2 separate regions of the Mus musculus genome follow, and region 2 is linked to region 1. The links are chromatin loops, found by intact Hi-C in ENCODE. Cell type or tissue: left cerebral cortex. All regions are shown on one strand. Links, peaks and the distances in the headings refer to the core of each region. The heading gives the core; the rest is flanking DNA.

Region 1 (5,381 bases), core at 222-5,221:
GGCCCCTGCCTTGCTCCTCCCTTCTGCTCTCAAGGGCTCAGTGAGATAGTTCACATTTGAGTCATTTATAAGTAATGATCTTTACAGTTGGAAGTTGCAGAACCCCCATTTTCAGAAAGACCATCAGCCCTCATAGGTCTTCTAGATCCAATCATGCCGACTCACCTATTCACCTGGGATGACTCTTAGCAACTGATCCAGGTCCTCCTCATGACAGTGGAGAGAGAGGGGATCATGGGAGCCACCCAGAAATTGGTTCCAGGAGCAAACAGGCTACTCCCCACCCAAATCCAGGCTGATATGGATGCAACCTTTCCTTTGACTCAACTGAGCTGGGATTTTAACACTGCTGAAGGTAGGGAGAGGCTCTGAGTCTACCGCCAGATTCTGATGGGGGCCCTCCGAGAGGCTGGCACACAGCCCACAAATGTATCTAAGATGAGCCAGGTGATGCGGGAAAAGAATGAGAGCCTCAGGGAATATCTAGAAAGACCAATTGAAGCCTACAGAACCTACATGCCTTTTGACCCAGAAGCCAGAGAGCACCAGTCGGCGTAAACATGGCTTTTGTTAACCAAGCTGCCCCTGACATCCCGTCAGAAGCTTTAGTGCCTGGACAACTTTGCAGGTAAGCAACTGACTTTTAAAAGCCATAGCTGAGAAGGTTTTCAACAACCAGGAGACCCCAGCATGCTGGACTTCTGCAGAATAAAACACTCTGCTTTTGTATACTATTTGAGTCCGGGGTATCATTCTTTGGTGAATCATGGACCCTTACAGTTTCTCTGATGGTGGCTGAGCAAGATTCTACTGATCGATGAGGTTAGCAAATCATCATTAGGTTATTAGGAGGTCATTTTATTGCAGTGTTCCTTTAGCAAAATAATAATAGTATTTGGCTTTTCTCTAGACCCATAGCTTATCAAGTCTCAGGTTCTTGGCTAACCTAGTAGTATCCGGCATGGGTTCTAGCTCAAGAGTGGGCCTTAAGTCCAGAGAGTGGTTAGTCACTCCCACAACACTTGTGCCACTATTGCCCCATCATATCTTCCAGACAATACATAATTTCTGTTTTAAAACGGTTTCTTTGTGTAGCCCTGGCTTTCCTGGAACTAGCTGTTTAGATAAAGCTGCCTTCAGACTCACAGAGCCTGCCTTGGCCTCCCAAGTGCTAGAATTAAAGGTGTGTGAAACCACCAACTGGCCAGTTTTTTAAAATAACTGTAAAGAAAAAAAAAATGGTGTTGTGGCACACTCCTATAATTCCAATGTCAGCGTTCGGGGTAGGAGGCCAGCCAGGACTAAGAGTGTTAACATTTCTTCTTGGCTCTGCCCAACAGTTACCCAGCAACAGCCAGGTAGGAGCCTGGCTGGCTGTAAAAGGACTATTTGGCGTCCCTCTCTTGCTCTCTTGCTCTCTTGCCTCTCTCCTTCCTTCTCTCTTCTGATGTTCCCAGCCAGCCTTTTCCCTTCTTTCTCTCTCCTGGCTGTTACTAGGTAACTGTTGGGAGCCTAGAGAAAATCCTAGCACCCTTGGGCTCACATACTTGAGTGCTTGGTTTGAAGTTGGTGAACTGTTTAGAAAGGATTAGGAGGCTCACCACTGTTGAAGGTGTGTCACTGGAGGTTGGCTTTGAGGTTTGAAAAGACCATGCCAGGTGCAGCCTCTTCCTCTCTGCCTCCAAACTTTCAGCTAATGTATAATAAGCTCTCAACTTCTGCTCAGTGCCATGCCTTCCTGCCTGCTGCCATGCTCTCTACCATGGTGATAATGGCCTCACTCTCTGTAAATATAAGCTTCAATAACTTATTTTATAAATTGCCTTGGTCATTGTAATTGCTTGTATTCTCAAGCTAATTATGTGCCCCCAAAACCTTTTTGCAGTGTCCCATACATAAGACGGGGAGGGACCTTGCCCAAGTTGGTTCTGATCGGTACATAAAGATTCTGACAGCCAATGGCTGGGCAGGGCAGACAGAGGTGGGACTTTTAGGATTCCTGGGCTAGGAAGAGAGAGGGAGAGGAAGAGGGAGGGGGAGGGGGAGAGAGAGGGAGGGGAAGGGAGGGAGGGAGAGGGGGAGAGAGAGGGGGAGAGGGAGAGAGAGGGAGAGAGAGAGGGAGAGGGGGGGGAAGAGAGAAAGGGAGAGGGAGAGAGAGAGGGAGAGAGAGAGGGAGAGGGGGGGGAAGAGAGAAAGGGAGAGGGAGAGGGAGAGGGAGAGGGAGAGGGAGAGGGAGAGAGAGGGAGAATCTGTTATGCTTGGAGGAGAACCAAGATACCACACCTGAGAGAGAGAAAACATAGTTGCCCTATAGGAGCCATGGGAATGCAGCTCAAGAGGGCTGCACATCTGGGTCTGGGGCAAGCAAGATGGAATACAGGTTTTAGTATGTAATAATCCAGGATTATCAGACAGGGGTGGATTAGCCATGCGAAGGTTAGGAAGAGGCCCAGACATTGAGCTGTTAAAGGTACATCAAAATATAAATGCTGGGGGCTGGTGAGATGGCTCAGCAGTTAAGGGCACCGACTATTCTTCCAAAGGTCCTGAGTTCAAATCCCAGCAACCACATGGTGACTCACAACCATCTGTAACGAAATCTGATACTCTCTTCTGGAGTGTCTGAAGACGGCTACAGTTTACTTACATATAATAAATAAATAAATATTTATAAATAAATAAATAAATTCCTCTGAGCTCTTTGGCACCTGTGTTGAATGCTAACACAGTTCTTACCACAAGATGTCCAAATTATAAGTGGATCATCAGTCTGAAGGGCAGGGCAGGGACCAAGGACAAGGAGCTTATCTTAGGCACCTTTGGATTGGATTTGCAGCATGTGGAGCAGTTCAGGCATACGATGGGTACTCAGAATACACTACTTATTGAACTGAAGTGGAAACTTGTAGTTCTTTGGAAAGTTGGTTATGCCAAATGATGTTTTGCTTGGGCACACAGGTAAAAGGATGTCTTGCTAAAGCAAACACGTGAAAGACTGTTTTCCTGAAGTAAACATTGGTGAAAGGATGTTTGGAGATGGTAGACACATGAAAGGATGCTTGATGAAGTATAAATATGACCTCCACAGACAGTGGGAGGCAGGCACTGAGCTTTGGTTTGGTTTGTTCTGCATTGGTTCACCTTACATAGTGTTGTTGAGCTCAGCTTGTGATAAGGCCACCACTGAGAGAAACTCACCCAAGAACTGCTCATGAGGTTCCTGTGGCAGCTTGCTGCTTCTATGGCCTCAGACCTGTTGGTGAGCCTAGTGGTTTCTTCTGGATTGAACTACAGCTGCCTGATGTCTCCTTGCTGAAAGGACTGGACTGTAGCTGCTGGTTCATGCCTCGTGCCTGTCTGCCTAGAGGACTGGTCTGCAGCTGCTAAGTCATGTTTAGTGTTTGATATGTATATATATATATATATATATATATATATGTATATATGTACATATATATATATGTACATATATATATATATATATATATATATATATATATATATATATATCCCTGATTACCATGTAAGGCCCTGTCTCCATTACAGTCTCACTGGTGAGTAGGGTTTCATTCAGCCTACGATTTTGAGGAAACACAGGTCTGTTATAACAGTAAACCTGAATTTAGAAGTTAGGGGGTCCATCAGGTAGTGCTGGTGAACACCTTTAATCCCAGCATTTAGGAGGCAGAGGCAGGCAGATCTCTGAATTTGAGGCCAGCCTAGTTTATGAACCAGTTCTAGGACAGTCAGGGCTACACAGAGAAACCCTGTCTTTAAAAAAAAAACAAAAAGAAAAACAAGAATGAAAAAGAAGTTAGAGGGTCACCTAGCTGTGTGTTTGGGATTAGAAAGTTCATTATCATCTGCAAGTCCCAGCTTCTCTGTCTTTTTTGTTGTTGTTGTTGTTGTTGTTTTAACGACAACCGATTTATTGATGAATTGAGGAATACAATTTTAATGAGACAATAAGGCACAACTGTGGATAAAAACAGTTTGCTATACACAGCCAAGGGGGCATCAGCTTAGAAAGTTTAAATATTTAAATTGAGAAGCTTCTCAATACTTCTCAAACAGATCAGTATCAGACAGTTATTCCCTTTATACAATTCTTATATCACATCATTTGATCACAAAGTCTAACAGATATTTCGTAAAGAATCCCCAGTTCATGTAGCCCCAGCCATCTATCCTAGCCACTCCCCTGTTGCTCACCTTTACCCATCCTCTTTGCAGTGTTTTTGTTTGTTTGGGTTAATAGCAATTTATTTACTAAAGAATTGTTTACACATCTTGGATAGCCTTCCAAAGCAACGAAGCAAGCAAGCAAGGAAGCAACATCAGAGAAAGCCAGCCAAGAGCAGATTCACAGGGACACAGGACAGAAGCAGCCTGATTCAGTGAGATCTAAATCAAGCTGACATTGGCAGAGAAGTTGAGCTGGGTCACTCAAAGACCTCTAATGTCACCTCAGTTGGTGCCACCAATCCTTTGCCCCATGCTTCTATGGGATCTGCGTAGTATACACAGGGAGCTAGGATGGTCACGCCATCAGGAAGCTCATGAGACAATACACTCAAGGCCTGGACCAGGACTATGAACTGACTGCACATTGTCCAGCATTAAAATTTGCCAAGTAGCCGGGCATGGTGGCACACGCCTTTAATCCCAGCACTCGGGAGGCAGAGGCAGGCGGATTTCTGAGTTCGAGGCCAGCCTGGTCTACAAAGTGAGTTCCAGGACAGCCAAGGCTACACAGAGAAACCCTGTCTCGAAAAAAACCAAAAACAAAAAAAATAAAAAAATAAAATTTGCCAAGTATAAAATTCATTCAGAGTTTTGTGCGAAACTTTAAGACACTGAGGACAATCTAATTCTTTAGGACTGAGATAAGTCAGGCACTTCTGTAACACTAGTCTTTCTGTTTGGAAATGTGAAGACTCTTCCAGTGTACAGAACACTGAGGCATGACCCATGCTGTACAGCAAATGTGGCCAGCTCTCCAGGGTGCCTAGCCTTGTTCAGAAAACTACAAGAAGGCCCTCTACCATATTGTCAGAAGAACCACTTGGGTGGTGACAATGTCCCAAAGAGAAGCAAAGTGGCAGGCATTAGAATATTTTCTAATGAATGTCAACACTGTAACCAGAAAAGCCACATAAATATGTTTGAAAATTAAAAGTCAGAGGTAGAGAGACCTAGGAAGCCACCTAGGAAACATGGCTCTACAAGCCTCACCATGACCACCTTTTAAGAACATGTCTGCTCATAAGCCCTTCGACAACAGAGCAATACAGGGGACCAAGGGAGTCACATGTTTCCAAGAGCAGTACTGCTTGCTGAAAAGCTCCTGGATAGGCAACGTCCCAGAGACACATCAGAAG
Region 2 (5,326 bases), core at 1-5,000, 60 kb after region 1:
AGGGCATCAGATCCCATTACAGATGGTTGTGAGCCACCATGTGGTTGCTGGGAATTGAACTCAGGACCTCTGGAAGAGCAGTCCATGCTCCTACTGAGCCATCTCTCTAGCCCCAATGACCTGGTTTTAATTTACATCTAATTTAATAAAAAATGAAACTCTATAGAGGCTGAAAGATGGTTCAGCGGTTAAGAGCACTGGCTGCTCTTCCACAGGAACTGGGTTCAATACCCAGCACCCACAAGGCAGCTCACAGCATCTATAACTCCTGTACCCAGGGATCTGACACCCTCATATAGACATACATGCTGGCAAAACACCAATACGTATTAAAATAAATAAATGATTTAATAAAATAAAGTAAACCCTTGGCCCTTTGCCTGTTCTATTTAAAGTGTTTCCTCTTGTTTAGTATCTCATAAATTATGAGAATTACAAATGACTAAGCATATTAGAGTCTTACTTAAGGACTTTTAAAATTAAGGGTTTTTTTGGGGGGATTGGGGGAGGTTAGTTTGGTTTTTACAGACAGGGTCTCACTATGTAGACCAGGCTGACCTGGAACTCATACAGATCTTTTTGGCCGTTGCCTCCTGAGTTATGGGACTAAAGTCACAAAGCCCTGGCCTCTTTAAAAGGTTGTGTATTTGTTGTTGTTATTGTTAAAACTAATGGCTTAGCCAGAAATTATGGTCACACCAGAATCCTAATTCACAGGAAGGTTATGAATTCATGGCCAGCCTAGGCTACACAGCAATGGTATCTCAAAAACAAAAAGCCAATGAGCATCTGAGCGGCGTGGCCCATGCTGATAGCACTGCAGCAAGGCTCAGCACTAATACTTCCCAAAGGCTGATGAGCTTTTTTGCCTGAGAGTTATTTATTGCAAACTCTAACTAATCAAATATAAATGGCTCAGAAATGAATACTGAGGATGCCTTTAGTGATAAGGCAGGTAACTATTTAAAAGAATTTTGTTTATACACAATTGTTTATACACAGTTACATTTCAGTGTTACACCTTAAAACTCAGGTACCATGCATGTTATTCATACAATCTACTACTTAGCTATATCTTCAGCCTTAGTTCTTGAAAATATTTCAAGGTAATTCACTTTCCTGAGAAAATATAGGAAAATCTATATCTGGAAATGTGAGCCTTATTAGTCTGTATCTGCTTTTTTAATTATTTATTTTATGAACATTGCTATGGGTTTTTTTTTGTTTGTTTGTTTGTTTTTGCCTCAATATGTCTATGTGAGGTTGTCAGATCTTGGAAGCAGTTGTGAGCTGCCATGTGGATACTGGGAATTGATGAACCAGGGTCCTTTTGAAGAATAGTCAGTACTCCTTACCGCTGAGCCATCTCTCCAGCCCCCTATATCTGCTTTTTAACTGCTATATAGCTTAGGAAAAAATGGCCATGCTCTAGTTTCCTCATAGGCAAAATAATAATGCCAATCTATAAAGTTCTCTCTTTTTAAAAAATATTCTTGTTTATCCCAGTATGGCTTCAATTTACCACGAACCACAGCTCCTCACATCTCTACCTCCTAAGCTATGATTACAAGCAGGTGTCACTTAGTCTGGTTTTTACCCAGTATTGGAGATTTAGCCCAGAACCTCTTGAATGCCAAGCAAACACTCTACAAATGAGCTAAACCCCAAGCTAAAAAAATATTTTTGTTGTATATCTGGTGGTTGTGGAACACATAAACCCCAATCTCAGGCCAATTACAACCGAGCAGTTGTACCATGCACTCTGCCTGCCTGCCTGCTGCCTGCCTCTAACCCACAGTTCTTTTTAGGACTGAATAGAAGAGAAGATCAAGTAGACAAGGACAGTTCTCTAGAGAATTTAAGGTATATTAAACACAAAATCTTCCACAGAAAATTTTCAGAGGCTTTCAACCTTTAAAATCTTCAAAACTAGAAAATTGACCTAACCCTGATAAAAATGCAGCTAGTTAATTTAGGCAAATGAGTAAGTGCTACAATAAATAATAAATTCATACTCTGTGTGTGGTCTGACAGTAGAGACGCTTGCTGAACTGGTACTAGGCTCCTCAGCAATTCCTCCTCCATCCAAAAACATAGTGACAGCCATCTCCAGGTTGTTGTTACAAGCTTCAAGCATATGTTTTCCTACACTTTCACTTGCACCTGGAACAGCAAAGGAACAGAAAAGAAAGTTTAAAATGACATCTTAGATTCAAGCTCACATTAAGACATAGAATTCCCAAACAAATTAACAGTCCTCTCCCCCTCCCCCCATAAAAATGACTCACAGTAGGAGTTTCCTTCTGTCCTGCTGGCTGACTGGTAAAAATATAAAGAACTAGAAAGAAACCGCAATAGCATGGCAAAAGGATACCCTTCCACAATCACAAGAAAATCAAATGTTTGACATTTTTTTTCCTTCCTTTTTAGTGTATATGCAGATTTTTGCTTGTTTGGGTTTTTTTTGTTTTGTTTTGTTTTTTCAAGACAGGGTTTCTCTGTATAGCCCTGGCTGTCCTGGCACTCTGTAGACCAGGCTGGCCTCGAACTCAGAAATCCACCTGCCTCTGCCTCCCAAGTGCTGTGATTAAAGGCATGTGCCACCACTGCCCAGCAGATTTTTTTTTGTTGTTTTGTTTGTTTGTTTTAGACAAGTCTCACATTGTATTACCTCAGTCTAGTGTTCAACTCAGAAATCCTCCTGCCTCTGCCTCAAATACTAGGCCTACAAGAATGGGCTACTGGCACCACACCTGGCTATTTGCCATTTCTTTTCATATGTGTATGGATGTGCATGTATATACATGTGAGTGTACCAAGACACATGCACCAAGGTCAAAGGACTACATCTGGTACTGTTCTTCCTTCTACTTTGTCAGAGACAGTCTCTTAGCTGCCACTATGTATGCTGGGCTAGCTACCTAGCAAACTTTCAGGGGATTCTCTAGCCTCTCATTTCAACATAGGAGGATTTGAACTCAAGTCATCATGTTTACATCTCCTCAGTTCTATTTGCAATTTCTTTAAATGGTTGAATTATTAGGTGTAGTGATTCATACAAGCACTTGGGACTCAGAGGCAGGTGGGTCTCCAAGTGTTCAAGGCCAGCCTGAAACTATACTATAAACCCTGGAGAGAAGGGGGTGAGGAGGGAGGGAGGGAGATAGAGATGTAAGCTGGTAGATGTAAGTTGGTAGGAGTCAGAGGTAGGCAAATATCTGAGTTCAAGGCCAACCTGGTCTACAGAGCAAGTTCCAGGATAACCAAGGACTACTATACAAAGAAACTGTGCCATCAAAACAAAATAAAACAAAACAACCAAAAACAGGAAAAAAAAAAAGAGAGATGAACTATATTATGTCAGTAATAATAAACTAAAAAGGGATAAGGAAAAATTAAACTTTACATTCTAAAAAGTTAGAAATACCTTCTGTTAGAAAGAATGCATTAACAATTTTTTTATCTATTCAAAAAGTTTTTAAGGAGGAGCTAGGTTAGGGCTCAAACTCAGAACACATTTTTATTATCAAACCAAGAGAAGTAAACCAAGACAGTTTTGTCTAAAATATAAGTATCTGGTAAGAAATGGCAATCTTTGTTATTTAAAACTAGTCCAAACAATCATTTGTAAATAAAGCCAGCATAATCTGTTGAATGAAATGTAACTTGGTAATCCTCTTTAAAAAACCAATTTTACAAGTACCAAGAAATTCCTGAGGTGGGAAGAAAGCACACAAGCACCTGCCATGGGTACGCCCCACTATAATGGGTAAGTGTGTGGTGGAGAGATGGGAGAAACGGAAGAGAAAACAAAGCAGAGGGTTCATACACTATGGAGGAAGGCAGAACTGGAGGCTCAGTGACGGTGAGGAAAAGGTGAACATGAGGAGGTCATTCTGAGGGTAGGGACATCACGGCCCACTTTGCTGCCTGGGCCATGTCTGGAGCAATGTGTAGGCCTGTGGCAGCAGGGGTCTGTGTTGATGTGCCAGGCCCATGTTACTGCCAAAGCCAGGCAAATGTCCCTGGTTTTGACTGCTGCCTGAGATACTGTGCTGAGCTGGTGTGCATGAAGAGGAACAGGTAAGCTGTCCCAAGAGCAGGAAAGAGGACCCTGTCCTTTGTCAGCTGCTGCACTGGGTGAGCTAGCCAGGGCAGTGCTGGAGAGCTCATTACCCTAGTGTAGCAACAGAAGCCAGAGGACATTGGAAAGCTGGCAGACTGACCAACTCACCTGCCTCCTAGGCCTACCCAACATCTACCTCATGTATGATCTGCTGAAGTGTATGAAAGGGTCGGGCTGCAGATTCAAAACTGCAGGATCTCCATGACATTGGGCAACAATAGGATATCCAAGAGAAGTCACAAAACAGATACAGCAAAACCATCTCACCAGTACCCTTGATACATTTTTTTATATAGCAGAATAATTAACATGTCATTCTTTTCTATTTCCTTTTCAAAAAAAATCATAATCTCTCTTGATGTGCATATAAGATATATGAGATCTACCTTAGCCAGGAGGCTAAGGCAGGATCAACCTAAACCACAAAATCCAATCCATTCAAATAGGAAGGAGATGGGGAAAACGTTCAAATGACAAATGACCACTGCTTATGAATTTTTACTGCCACCTTCCCACAATCTCCTCCTACCAGAATGCCAATGACACTCTAATTGTAGATTCTGGATAAAATAAGACAGTGTGAGCAAGGCATGGTGGCATATACCTGTAATCCCAACATTTGGGAGGCAGATTAAGGATTATAAAATTTAAAGAAACCCTGAGCTAGAGCTTGTCTCAAATAATAGACAAACAAAACCAAAATGGGCCGACCCTAAAACATGCCTAAACTCTGTGGACTGCCTATCTCCCAAAACAACTGGCCTGAGATTAGGATAAAATTTCTAATAATTTCTAAAGTGGCACTATTCATACTTCTGCCATCATGATATATTGTGAGGCAGCACTGTCAGTATTGATTACAGAATCAAAATACTAACCAACTCTGAAAAGCTCTGAAGATGGTTTATATTCTATAGTATTAAGTATCCATCTAAGACTTATTTATGTAAAAACTAAGCATATCATTATACAAATCTGCTTTCATATTTAATGAATGGAAAAATTATATGTATGCCAAAGAATTGCTTTAAAATAAGTATCTTGGCTCAGCAAGATGTCTCAGTGTATAAAAGTACTTGTCAAACCAGCCTAATAACCTGAGTTAGATTCCTATAACCCACAGTGGAAGGATAAACCAATTCTTGAAAATTATCACCTGACCTCTATAAACACACTGCATGTAAGTAACACCAACTCCCC

What was found. A loop is a pair of places that touch in the nucleus more often than their neighbours do. Peaks named below come from ENCODE experiments on the same cell type or tissue, not always from the same donor. Only the 100,000 strongest peaks of a DNase experiment are listed, where the experiment ranks them.
Region 2: it touches region 1 in a loop (2.3-fold over the local background); 2 of 42 quality-filtered maps call a loop at or near these places.

What each region holds. Positions count from the first base shown.
Region 1 is chr16:32,409,627-32,415,007 of GRCm38, reverse strand. It overlaps the pseudogene Gm20056. Among named protein-coding and RNA genes, the nearest start is that of Tctex1d2, 7.4 kb to the left of the region's middle. In left cerebral cortex, for the core only: no CTCF peak of the experiment used is centred there; no DNase peak of the experiment used is centred there.
Region 2 is chr16:32,349,636-32,354,961 of GRCm38, reverse strand. Ubxn7 (UBX domain protein 7) reads right to left here. Exons shown (of 11, transcript NM_177633.4): 2 at 2,016-2,163. Among named protein-coding and RNA genes, the nearest start is that of Ubxn7, 20 kb to the right of the region's middle. In left cerebral cortex, for the core only: no CTCF peak of the experiment used is centred there; a DNase peak (open chromatin) is centred at 2,213.